Linked DNA regions of Homo sapiens: regions 2 and 3 are each linked to region 1. Evidence: chromatin contacts called from ENCODE Hi-C or POLR2A ChIA-PET data. All regions are on one chromosome and are shown on one strand. The core of a region is the stretch at or near the end of the contact, and the rest is flanking DNA. Distances in the headings are between cores, read along the strand shown. Region 1 holds the start of VPS37B (VPS37B subunit of ESCRT-I). Region 2 holds the start of UBC (ubiquitin C). Region 3 has its middle 9.8 kb from the start of PLA2G1B.

Region 1 (3,394 bases), core at 284-2,783:
GCTGAGGCAGGAGAATCGCTTGAACCCAGGAGGCGGAGATTGAGGTGAGCTGAGATCGCACCACTGCACTCCAGCCTGGACGACAGAGCAAGACTCTGTCTCAAAAAATAAAAAAAGCAATAGTTCCTCTAACTTTCATCATTTTTCTGCAAACACGAGCCCTTAGTACAACGGGCTGGAAGGAGAGAAGAGGTTGGCAGAGCCCAGCCTAACGTATGGATGGAGAACACAGACCTTATGTTTTACCCATGGAGTTGCAGAAGAATCAGCTTTATACACAAAGCCCCTAAGTCTGCCGATAAGCATTTGCTGAATGCCTCGACTGTGTTCAGAGCTGAGTTATGAGACGAGGTCAGTGTGTTATGATGCCAGCGTGGTGGACGCCAGACTGGGAGCCAGGAGACCTGCCAATTACTTGATTTTCAGAAACAAAGCAAAAGCCCAAAAAATTTCCCCTTCTCAGGGCTTCAGTTCCCTTATGTGTAAAATTAGGGGGCTGTCATGGTTAACCTCAGCCTTAGGTTTCTTCTAACTAGAACTGTGACAGATTCCAAAGTAGGATAATGAGTTCCCAGGCTCCTGGATCTTAAGAGGCTTCCCGGTAGCTGAGAGACTGAGAGCGACTGCACCCTAAATCGTGTTGTTTCTGAAAGAGCACAGGTTGGCCCACCTGGATGTCTGGGCACCTTCCTCTGAGGTGATGCAAAGGGGCCACTCAATGGGTCCTTGCTCAAAATGCTCCAGCCTTACTGGCCTTCTTCCCATTCCTGAATGCACCAAGTTAGTCCTGTCCCAGGGCCTTTGCACGTGCTGGTTTTGCTGCCTTGAGCTTCCTACAGGAATGGTGGCTGGTTCCTCCCTTCTCATCCTTCACATTTCCTTAGACGCCACCTTCTCCGAAAGTGCCATCTCTTACTACCCTAAAGGTCTTTTTATTTTCTTATTTCAGTGTCCATTCCCTTATTTGTGATCGCCTAATTATTTTACTTATTTCTTGTTTTGTTTGCGTCCTCTTTCATTCTGTTAGCTCCATGTAAGCAGGGGTCCGTTTTGCTTTATTCAGAACTGTATACTCAATGCCCAGTACAGAGTAGGTCTCAAAACATATTTGTTAAATGAATGACGTGGCAGCTCCACAATTCCAAGTAACCAATGACACCTAAAGTTGTTTCCCCATGAAGTCTCTGTCTTTTGGGTTCCGTGCATCGGGCTGGGCTCACAGGCTGCGGGAACTTCCTTCCCACTGCCTGTTTTCCTTGGATCGCGGTATCTCTCTTCCTGGAGGAAAAAGGCTCTTATGACCTCATGGCGCGCTCTCCCGAGCCGCAGTGACGTCATTAATGCGCTCACGCGTCACAGCCCAATCATAGGGCCCTTCCCCTCCCTTTAGAAGTCCCGACTGTCCCTGACACATTCCACTCCAAGCGAGCCGCGACACTTACGTCACGTCCGCCCGCCCGCGCGGTGATGACGTCACGACCCAGGGCTGGCGTCACGTGTCCCCCCCGCGGGGGGCGGCCCTTGAGGGCGGCGCTTCCGGTCGGCGGAGCCTGGTGGCCGCAGCGGCGGTGGCGACGACGGCCGAGACGTGGGGATGGCGGGCGCCGGGAGCGAAGCCCGGTTCGCCGGGCTGTCGCTGGTGCAGCTCAACGAGCTGCTGGAGGACGAGGGCCAGCTGACGGAGATGGTGCAGAAGATGGAGGAGGTGAGCCGAGCTGGGCTTAAGGCGGCGGCTGTGAGGCCTCGAGCGGGGTTCGCTCCTCGAACGGTGGCCGGAGGCGGAGGCGACCGCGGCGCCTCCGGTCGTGTTGAGGGGACTGGGCTAGAAATGGGGGCGCTTGGGGCGGGGTGCGGGAGCCAGGGAACCGCGACTGGTGCTTAGGCAGGAATAGGGGGCCTGAGAGGGGGTTTGAGGCACTGAGGGGACCGAGACTAGGGCGGAGGCGGGAAAAAGGGTCCTGAGACGGGGCTTGGGGAGCCGATTGGGGGTCCTGAGACAAGGTTTTGTGGGGCTGAGGACTTAAGGCTGGGTCTGAAGACTTAAGGCTGGGTCTGAAGTGGAGATTAGGGAGCCTGGAATGGGAATTTGGGGATTAGAGTGCTATCGTTGGGTCTAGGCGGAAGAGGACGGAACTGGGGGGATCTGAGATTGGTTTGGTCGGAGGAGCGGGGAGAGTAATAAGGGCTGAGTCGGAGGCGAGGATTAGGGGTGACTGAGGGGGACCAAGAGCTAGATCTGGTAGAGGTTGGGGGGTTTCCTTTGAGAGGAAAGGTTGGGGACAACCAGGGGGACTGAGGCAGCTATAGGGGATCAGAGTAGGTTTTGGGGGACTGAGTGGACTATCCAAATAGGACTCTTAGGAGAGGATTGAGGGTTCCAAGATGGGTTCGGGAGGCTGAGGGTCTGTAGCTGAGTCTATGAGGTGGTTCTGAGGCTCTTTAAGGGTTGGGCGAGGGTCCCCAGCCCAGGGTTTGGAGGCAGGAGTCCATGGTCATACCATAGCCAGGGTAAGGTTTGAAGGTTCCATGTATCTAAGGGGTCCCAATAATGCCCCTGGAGTCTGACTTCTTTTGAAGTGGCCCCAGCAGAGTTACGGGAGTTCGTGGATGGGCCTAAGGGTGGCGACAGGATACGTTTTTCTGTAAGGGTTGCCCCCTCCACCGAGGAAGGGAAGGTGGGAAATTTAGTGTGGCTGGCTTTGTACCACTGCGTCCCACGTGTCTGGGACTAAGGAAGGTTCCTGGAGCAGTTTCAGGAAGAAGTTAAAATGGGGGTTTGGGGCTGGCTGCCAACCCTCACCTCTGAGAGTCAAGCCTTGCCCAGCCCCTGGAAGGCATGTGCCAGCTCCTGTTTCTGGTTATCTTCCTTCACACCTTGAGGTGTGGTTTGCTCTCGGGTAACTGACTTCATCCTTGCAGATTTGCAGTGTGTGCTCCCTTTCTCTCAACCCATTTGGACTCATTCTCGGAAAGTCTGATCTTTTGGGTCTGGTTCTCCTCCAGGCAGGTGGGCCCAGGCTAATCCCAGCTCTTCCTGGCCCACCTACCACTCCTTTATGTCTCTGAAGTCTGAGCCTTCCCACGCCTACAGTGCTGAGCCTCTCACCCAGGAGCCCGTGTGGGGGCTTTTGGCTTTCTTTCCGAAGAGGGATTGTTCAGCACCAAGCCAGCCCCCTTAAAAGAGAGCTTGTATGGAGGTTGCACATTCAAAATCCCTGGAAAACCCTCAACAGATCATTGTCCGGAGCTACAGAGAGGCCACTGTAGTAAGATGGTATCAGTCTTTCCATTAATACACCCCTTGTATTCATGGGCTTTGTAACTTGACACATAATAACGTTGCTCCAAGATGCAGTGTACCCCGTTTATGGTCTCCATGTGGCACCTTCCATTT
Region 2 (3,268 bases), core at 769-3,268, 2.0 Mb before region 1:
TTACCCACCCTACCCTCATCCCCTCTTCTTCCTTTTTCCTCCTCCTGTCCTCCTCTCCCGCCCCTGCCTCTGCAGTTAGGGCTGTTTTTTCTCTGTACCTTTTGGACTCTGAAAAAAGCTATGTCACAAAGCTGGTGACTCAGCCTTTAAACAACATGAATCACAAGGCTTGCAGCAGAGTAACAGCCAAAAGCAACCAGGGCGTGGTTGAAAGCCAGGCCTGGTCACCTCAGAAAGAATCTCAGCTTTTTAATCCCTTCAAAACTCCTTCCCGAAATGTAGGGGAAAAACAAAAAACAAAAACTTTGCAGAAATGTGTATTGGAAATCACTGGGGTATCCTGCCAATCCTGGAAAATGACACTTTTATTATTCGTTTTAATTTCCCAGTAACACATGAATTCATTCTCTTTAAAATGTTAAAAATTGGAGATGTCAAAGTCTGTTTTGAACAATGCACAGATCTTGGATTTTCATAAATACACAGAAACATGGGTTACCATAGAAAATATATAGCAGGTTCATTTTGCTTTGATGCATATTTTAAGTCTGCCGTTTAAATAATGTAATGTTCATAACTTAAAACAAGAATGCAGCCTTTTCCTAATGGCAAAATATTTTTCAGTTGGTAGCCTCTTTTTCTCTTTTTTTTGAAGCTTTTAAGGGTAGAAATCAAAATAGCCTCCCTACCTCCAATACATTTGTAGAAACAGGGACTATTTGTAGAAGAGTCCAGAAGGAACAGTGGCTGGGAAATTGAGGGCATGAGGGAGACTTTTCACTGTACACTTTAAAAAGACACATTTAAAAAATCTCACCATGTTCGTATATTTTAAAACATTTAAAAAATATACTGAAGAAATGACACGTAGGGATCACAAAATAGGTTGTGGTAAAAATTTAAAAAGCTGGCTGGTGATGCTTTTCTCCCCACTTCTTTTACCAAAATAGAATTGCCCTGTAGAATTACATTTCATATTTGACACCCTACCCTGCACTGAAATAAGGTTGGGATTCTATTCCTGTCTTTTAAAATCTCCGGTTTAAATGGGTCCGATTATTGAATGGATCCTGCTTACAATAATCGTACCCATTGAAACCAGAGAAATTTCCATGCCTCCCTGTTGGCATCAAGTAGGACCTTTCCATACCTGGCCCTCAGAATGTACAGGAAGGTGGAAGAACAGTCTAGAAGGATGTCGTTCGCTCAGCCTTGCGTTCCAGCTAAAATAAAACTGTGTGGGGTTTCCGCCTCTTTTTTCCAAATTTAACCTGGACACCCAGCTCCTCTGCAGTGTCTCCCCTGGAAAGTTCTCGAGCGTTCCCCAGCTTTAGGGCCACGCCCGCCCTGAGATCTGCCGAGTCATTGTCCTTGTCCCGCGGCCCCGGGAGCCCCCCGCGACCGGCCTGGGAGGCTCAGGGAGGTTGAAGGGGGCTGAGCAAAGGAAGCCCCGTCATTACCTCAAATGTGACCCAAAAATAAAGACCCGTCCATCTCGCAGGGTGGGCCAGGGCGGGTCAGGAGGGAGGGGAGGGAGACCCCGACTCTGCAGAAGGCGCTCGCTGCGTGCCCCACGTCCGCCGAACGCGGGGTTCGCGACCCGAGGGGACCGCGGGGGCTGAGGGGAGGGGCCGCGGAGCCGCGGCTAAGGAACGCGGGCCGCCCACCCGCTCCCGGTGCAGCGGCCTCCGCGCCGGGTTTTGGCGCCTCCCGCGGGCGCCCCCCTCCTCACGGCGAGCGCTGCCACGTCAGACGAAGGGCGCAGCGAGCGTCCTGATCCTTCCGCCCGGACGCTCAGGACAGCGGCCCGCTGCTCATAAGACTCGGCCTTAGAACCCCAGTATCAGCAGAAGGACATTTTAGGACGGGACTTGGGTGACTCTAGGGCACTGGTTTTCTTTCCAGAGAGCGGAACAGGCGAGGAAAAGTAGTCCCTTCTCGGCGATTCTGCGGAGGGATCTCCGTGGGGCGGTGAACGCCGATGATTATATAAGGACGCGCCGGGTGTGGCACAGCTAGTTCCGTCGCAGCCGGGATTTGGGTCGCAGTTCTTGTTTGTGGATCGCTGTGATCGTCACTTGGTGAGTAGCGGGCTGCTGGGCTGGCCGGGGCTTTCGTGGCCGCCGGGCCGCTCGGTGGGACGGAGGCGTGTGGAGAGACCGCCAAGGGCTGTAGTCTGGGTCCGCGAGCAAGGTTGCCCTGAACTGGGGGTTGGGGGGAGCGCAGCAAAATGGCGGCTGTTCCCGAGTCTTGAATGGAAGACGCTTGTGAGGCGGGCTGTGAGGTCGTTGAAACAAGGTGGGGGGCATGGTGGGCGGCAAGAACCCAAGGTCTTGAGGCCTTCGCTAATGCGGGAAAGCTCTTATTCGGGTGAGATGGGCTGGGGCACCATCTGGGGACCCTGACGTGAAGTTTGTCACTGACTGGAGAACTCGGTTTGTCGTCTGTTGCGGGGGCGGCAGTTATGGCGGTGCCGTTGGGCAGTGCACCCGTACCTTTGGGAGCGCGCGCCCTCGTCGTGTCGTGACGTCACCCGTTCTGTTGGCTTATAATGCAGGGTGGGGCCACCTGCCGGTAGGTGTGCGGTAGGCTTTTCTCCGTCGCAGGACGCAGGGTTCGGGCCTAGGGTAGGCTCTCCTGAATCGACAGGCGCCGGACCTCTGGTGAGGGGAGGGATAAGTGAGGCGTCAGTTTCTCTGGTCGGTTTTATGTACCTATCTTCTTAAGTAGCTGAAGCTCCGGTTTTGAACTATGCGCTCGGGGTTGGCGAGTGTGTTTTGTGAAGTTTTTTAGGCACCTTTTGAAATGTAATCATTTGGGTCAATATGTAATTTTCAGTGTTAGACTAGTAAATTGTCCGCTAAATTCTGGCCGTTTTTGGCTTTTTTGTTAGACAATGCAGATCTTCGTGAAGACTCTGACTGGTAAGACCATCACCCTCGAGGTTGAGCCCAGTGACACCATCGAGAATGTCAAGGCAAAGATCCAAGATAAGGAAGGCATCCCTCCTGACCAGCAGAGGCTGATCTTTGCTGGAAAACAGCTGGAAGATGGGCGCACCCTGTCTGACTACAACATCCAGAAAGAGTCCACCCTGCACCTGGTGCTCCGTCTCAGAGGTGGGATGCAAATCTTCGTGAAGACACTCACTGGCAAGACCATCACCCTTGAGGTCGAGCCCAGTGACACCATCGAGAACGTCAAAGCAAAGATCCAGGACAAGGAAGGCATTCCTCCTGACCAGCAGAGGTTGATCTTTGCCGGAAAG
Region 3 (3,563 bases), core at 910-3,409, 2.6 Mb after region 1:
ACCTGTAATCCCAGCTACTCAGGAGGCTGAGACAGAAGAATCACTTGAACCTGGGAGGAAGAGGTTGCAGTGAGCCAAGATAACACCACTGCACTCCAGCCTGGGTGACACAGTGAGACTCTGTCCACTATCAAAAGGCACCATTAAGCAGTTTCAGACCACTGGAAACTGACAGAACAGCCACCATTTCTGGGTATGTGGTGGGCAATAGAAGACCTTCCATTTGAAGAAGGGAGTGTGTGTGGACTTATCTTTTGGCATAATTTCTCCCTCATTTATTTATTTATTTATAATTTTTTTTTTGAGACAGATTCTCACTCTGTCACCAGGCTGGAGTGTAGTGGCGCAATCTCGGCTCACTGTAACCTCTGCCTCCCGGGTTCAAGAGATTCCCCTGCCTCAGCCTCCTGAGTAGCTGGGACTATAGGCACGCACCACCACGCCCAGCTAATTTTTTGTATTTTAGAGACAGGGTTTCACTATGTTGGCCAGGATGTTCTCGATCTCCTGACCTCGTGATCTGCCCGACTTGGCCTCCCAAAGTGCTGGGATTACAGGCGTGAGCCACCACGCCCGGTCCCTCATTTTATTCATCCATTCAATGATTATTTATTGAACACTTACTCTGGGCCAGGCACCACACAAAATGCTGAGGATACAATGTATTCGGGGCTGGCCACAAGACAATGATTTAGTGTTAGTATCTGTCTACAATTCAGTCTGCTCTGAGACTTTCTTCCCTACTCTTCAAACTGGCATCCTTGTATATATTATGCTGTATGCTCCAGACGGTGTCATGTCTTTTGCACAATTATCTTGTCATCCTTGAAGTTCTATAGTTGTAGGTACTGTTATATCCACATCTGATGGATGAGGAAACTGGCTTAAAGATGCAATGGATTGCCAAAAGTCACTAATTCCTGGGTGGCATAGCTGACCTTGGAACCCAAATCCAGATAATTCAGAGAAGTGCTATCTTTTTAATTCTTTTTAATTAAAATTAATTCTTTTTAAGTCTTTTTAATTCTTTGGCAGGCAAGAATGGGACTATTCTCAAATTCAAATTCAACAAGCATAAACCGAAGAACCCTTCTTTGCATATTGTGCTATGAAGAATTTCAAGGGATGCAAAATCAAGTTAGACCTGGCCTTAATCTTCAACGAACTGTGAAGGCCATAAAAAATATTTCTTCAGTGGAAAGAAATTGCAAGTCCCTGTTGGATGGAAGAAAAGTGGGCTTTTAGGAAAATGGTGCTTACTTCTTCTTATTTATTTATTTATTTATTTAGATGACAGAACAAACGAGAGAGAGAGAGCAGTCACAGGGCTACTAAAGGCTCTAAAGATATCCTCTGATGTAAAAATCTCTCTTGGGCCGGGCGTGGTAGCTCAGGCCTGTAAATCCCAGCACTTTGAGAAGCTGAGGCTTGCTTGAGTCCAGCCTGGACAACACGGTGAAATCCCGTCTCTACAAAAAATCAGCAAGGTGTTGCATGGCTGTAGTCCCAGCTACTCGGGAGGCTGAGATGGGAGTATCACCTGAGCCCAGAAGGTTGAGGCTGCAGTGAGACTGCACTCTGGCCTGGGTGATAGAATGAGACCCTGTCTCAAAAAAAAAAAAAAAAGAAAAAAGAAAACAAAAAACCAACAACAAAATAACCTACCTCTTTTTCATTATCAAGGCTTGGGAAAGAGAGAATAAATTCCCTTAATTATCTTTAAATGAGCATTTGTATGAAAGTAGGATACGGAAAACTAGTTGAATGTCTAGGATGATTTGAATGAAGAAACAAGGAAATAAGCTGGACAGAGTAATTTGATGGAGAGATTACAATTTCTAGCAACCGCATTGTCTTCACATTGTCTAGCGCATCACATAAGTTCATTAAATAATTGTTCAGAGACGGTAGTGTGACGTAATGTTTCGCCGAAGCCAAGGAGAAAAAGCCACGTGGCCTTATTTACCTTTTCGTGTCACGTGATGCTGTGTGCCCAACCCGATCAACCTCTAGTCCACGCCCCCCAATCCGCCGCCACAGGATGTGATTGTGATTGGATATCTTATGAGCACGTGGCTCTCGATCTCTCTTTTCTATTGGTGAATGGCGGCCCAGCCGTCGGTCTACTTCTGCCCCTTCCCGGCCCAGGCCCCGCCCCTCTGGCGCGCACAGAAAACCCGAGTCTGCGCAGGCGCAGTGGCTGGTAATGGTCACACTAGGTGGCGTCCGCGTGAGGTGGAGGTGTCAGCGGCTCCTGTCTGCAGCTTCCTGGGGTCCTGGCGGCGCTCTTCTCCTGAGCCAGAATCCAGCAGGAAGGACAGAATGGGCGCTAGAGTGTGAAAAGAGGGCGAACTCACGTGGATGTGACTCTCCGGGTCGCTCTTCCCTGTCACCCAGCTCCTCCTGCCGGTTTCCTGTGGGCATCGCCTGCATTGCTTTTATCCCGGGGACGGATTAGGGGGTAGGGAAAGTGGGGTGCAGGGAACAAAGGGGAGCTGAGAGGAGAGGTGGCCAAGCAGAGAGGCAAGGGGATGTTGGGCGAGCCACAGGCCTCTGAGGCGCCCCAAATCTACACTTAAATTTCCACCCCCACATTGAAGGGAAAAAAAAAACCGAAGAGATTTGGTGGTGTAACAGCCATGCTTTTTGCATGAGTGGTTTCCTCCCTTTTCCTACCTCGTGAAGGCATGTTCATCTTTCAGAACCCAGCCTGGGTCACTTCTGGAAGTTTCTTGAGCTTTGTCCTTCTTCCGCAGGTACAGCTGCTGTTACCCCACCGGGTTTCTACAGCAGAAAGTCCGAGAGCGAACTCAGAACTGGACAGACTGGCCTTCATTCCTGGCCTAGTCACCCTCTTGGTGACCTTGGGCAGGTTACCCGAAATAATAGTGCTCTTATCATAGGGTTGTGGGAATTAAGTGTCCAAATATGTTGTGTAAATGCTTCCTAAGTGCTTGTTGTATAGTAAATGTTCGATAAATACTGTTTTCCTAAGGGGAAGGAGAGGAAAGGATAATGCACTTTAATTTTTCTTGAGAAAGTCTTTATTACATTAAGCAAGCCTTGATTTGTAATCTTTTTCTATTTTTTTACTTTTTATTACTATTATTTTTATTTTATTTTATTTTTTGAGACGGAGTTTTGCTCTTGTTGCCCAGGCTGGAGTGCAATGATGCTATCTCAGCTCACTGCAACCTCCGCCTCCCAGGTTCAAGCGATTCTCCTGCCTCGGCCTCCCAAGTAGCTGGGATTACAGGCGCCGGCTACCATGCCCAGCTAATTCTGTATTTTTAGTAGAGGCAGGGTTTCACCATGTTGGTCAGGCTGGCTGGTTTCGAACTCCTGACTTCGGGTGATCCACCCGCCTCAGCCCTCCAAAGTGCTGGGATTACAGACTCACATAAGCCACCGTGCCGGGCCTATTATTATTATTTTATGTATATATATGTGTCTATATAATTTTTTTTTTGAGACGGAGTCTTGCTCTATCGCCCGGGCCAGAGTGCAGTGGCATGACCTTGGCTCACTGCAGCCTCTGCCTCCTCTGCTCAAGCGATTCTTCA

Evidence for each region. A loop is a pair of places that touch in the nucleus more often than their neighbours do. ChIA-PET counts read pairs that join two places held with the same protein, here RNA polymerase II (POLR2A). Pooled maps may share reads with other maps.
Region 2: a loop to region 1 is called in a map of CD8-positive, alpha-beta T cell, with 8 times the contacts of the local background. The contact joins the promoter of UBC here to the promoter of VPS37B in region 1. A Hi-C loop is called at or near these places in 1 of 168 maps with a recorded cell type or tissue (CD8-positive, alpha-beta T cell), 2 of 37 single-sample maps with no recorded cell type and 8 of 50 pooled maps.
Region 3: a map of naive thymus-derived CD4-positive, alpha-beta T cell shows a loop between it and region 1 (15-fold over the local background). The contact joins the enhancer-like site here to the promoter of VPS37B in region 1. A Hi-C loop is called at or near these places in 1 of 168 maps with a recorded cell type or tissue (naive thymus-derived CD4-positive, alpha-beta T cell) and 5 of 50 pooled maps. POLR2A ChIA-PET finds 5 or more read pairs at or near these places in 2 of 52 experiments (activated CD4-positive, alpha-beta T cell and activated T-cell).

The regions. Positions count from the first base shown.
Region 1 is chr12:122,894,263-122,897,656 of GRCh38, reverse strand. It overlaps VPS37B (VPS37B subunit of ESCRT-I), which reads left to right and starts at 1,533. Exons shown (of 4, transcript NM_024667.3): 1 at 1,533-1,705. The coding sequence starts at 1,595. RefSeq lists a silencer at 1,390-1,539 and an enhancer at 1,720-1,869.
Region 2 is chr12:124,913,400-124,916,667 of GRCh38, reverse strand. It overlaps UBC (ubiquitin C), which reads left to right and starts at 2,018. Exons shown (of 2, transcript NM_021009.7): 1 at 2,018-2,081; 2 at 2,894-3,268. The coding sequence starts at 2,897. It overlaps MIR5188 (microRNA 5188), which reads right to left and starts at 1,121; the gene lies at 1,009-1,121. RefSeq lists silencers at 22-81, 1,440-1,779 and enhancers at 31-325, 1-366, 1-665, 1,990-2,439, 1,764-2,721.
Region 3 is chr12:120,316,212-120,319,774 of GRCh38, reverse strand. No RefSeq gene overlaps it. Among named protein-coding and RNA genes, the nearest start is that of PLA2G1B, 9.8 kb to the left of the region's middle. RefSeq lists enhancers at 2,159-2,508, 2,549-2,598, 3,440-3,563. Within about 2 kb of position 2,159, at least 25 of the 41 ENCODE cell types and tissues checked have a DNase peak (open chromatin) inside an H3K27ac peak, as active enhancers do.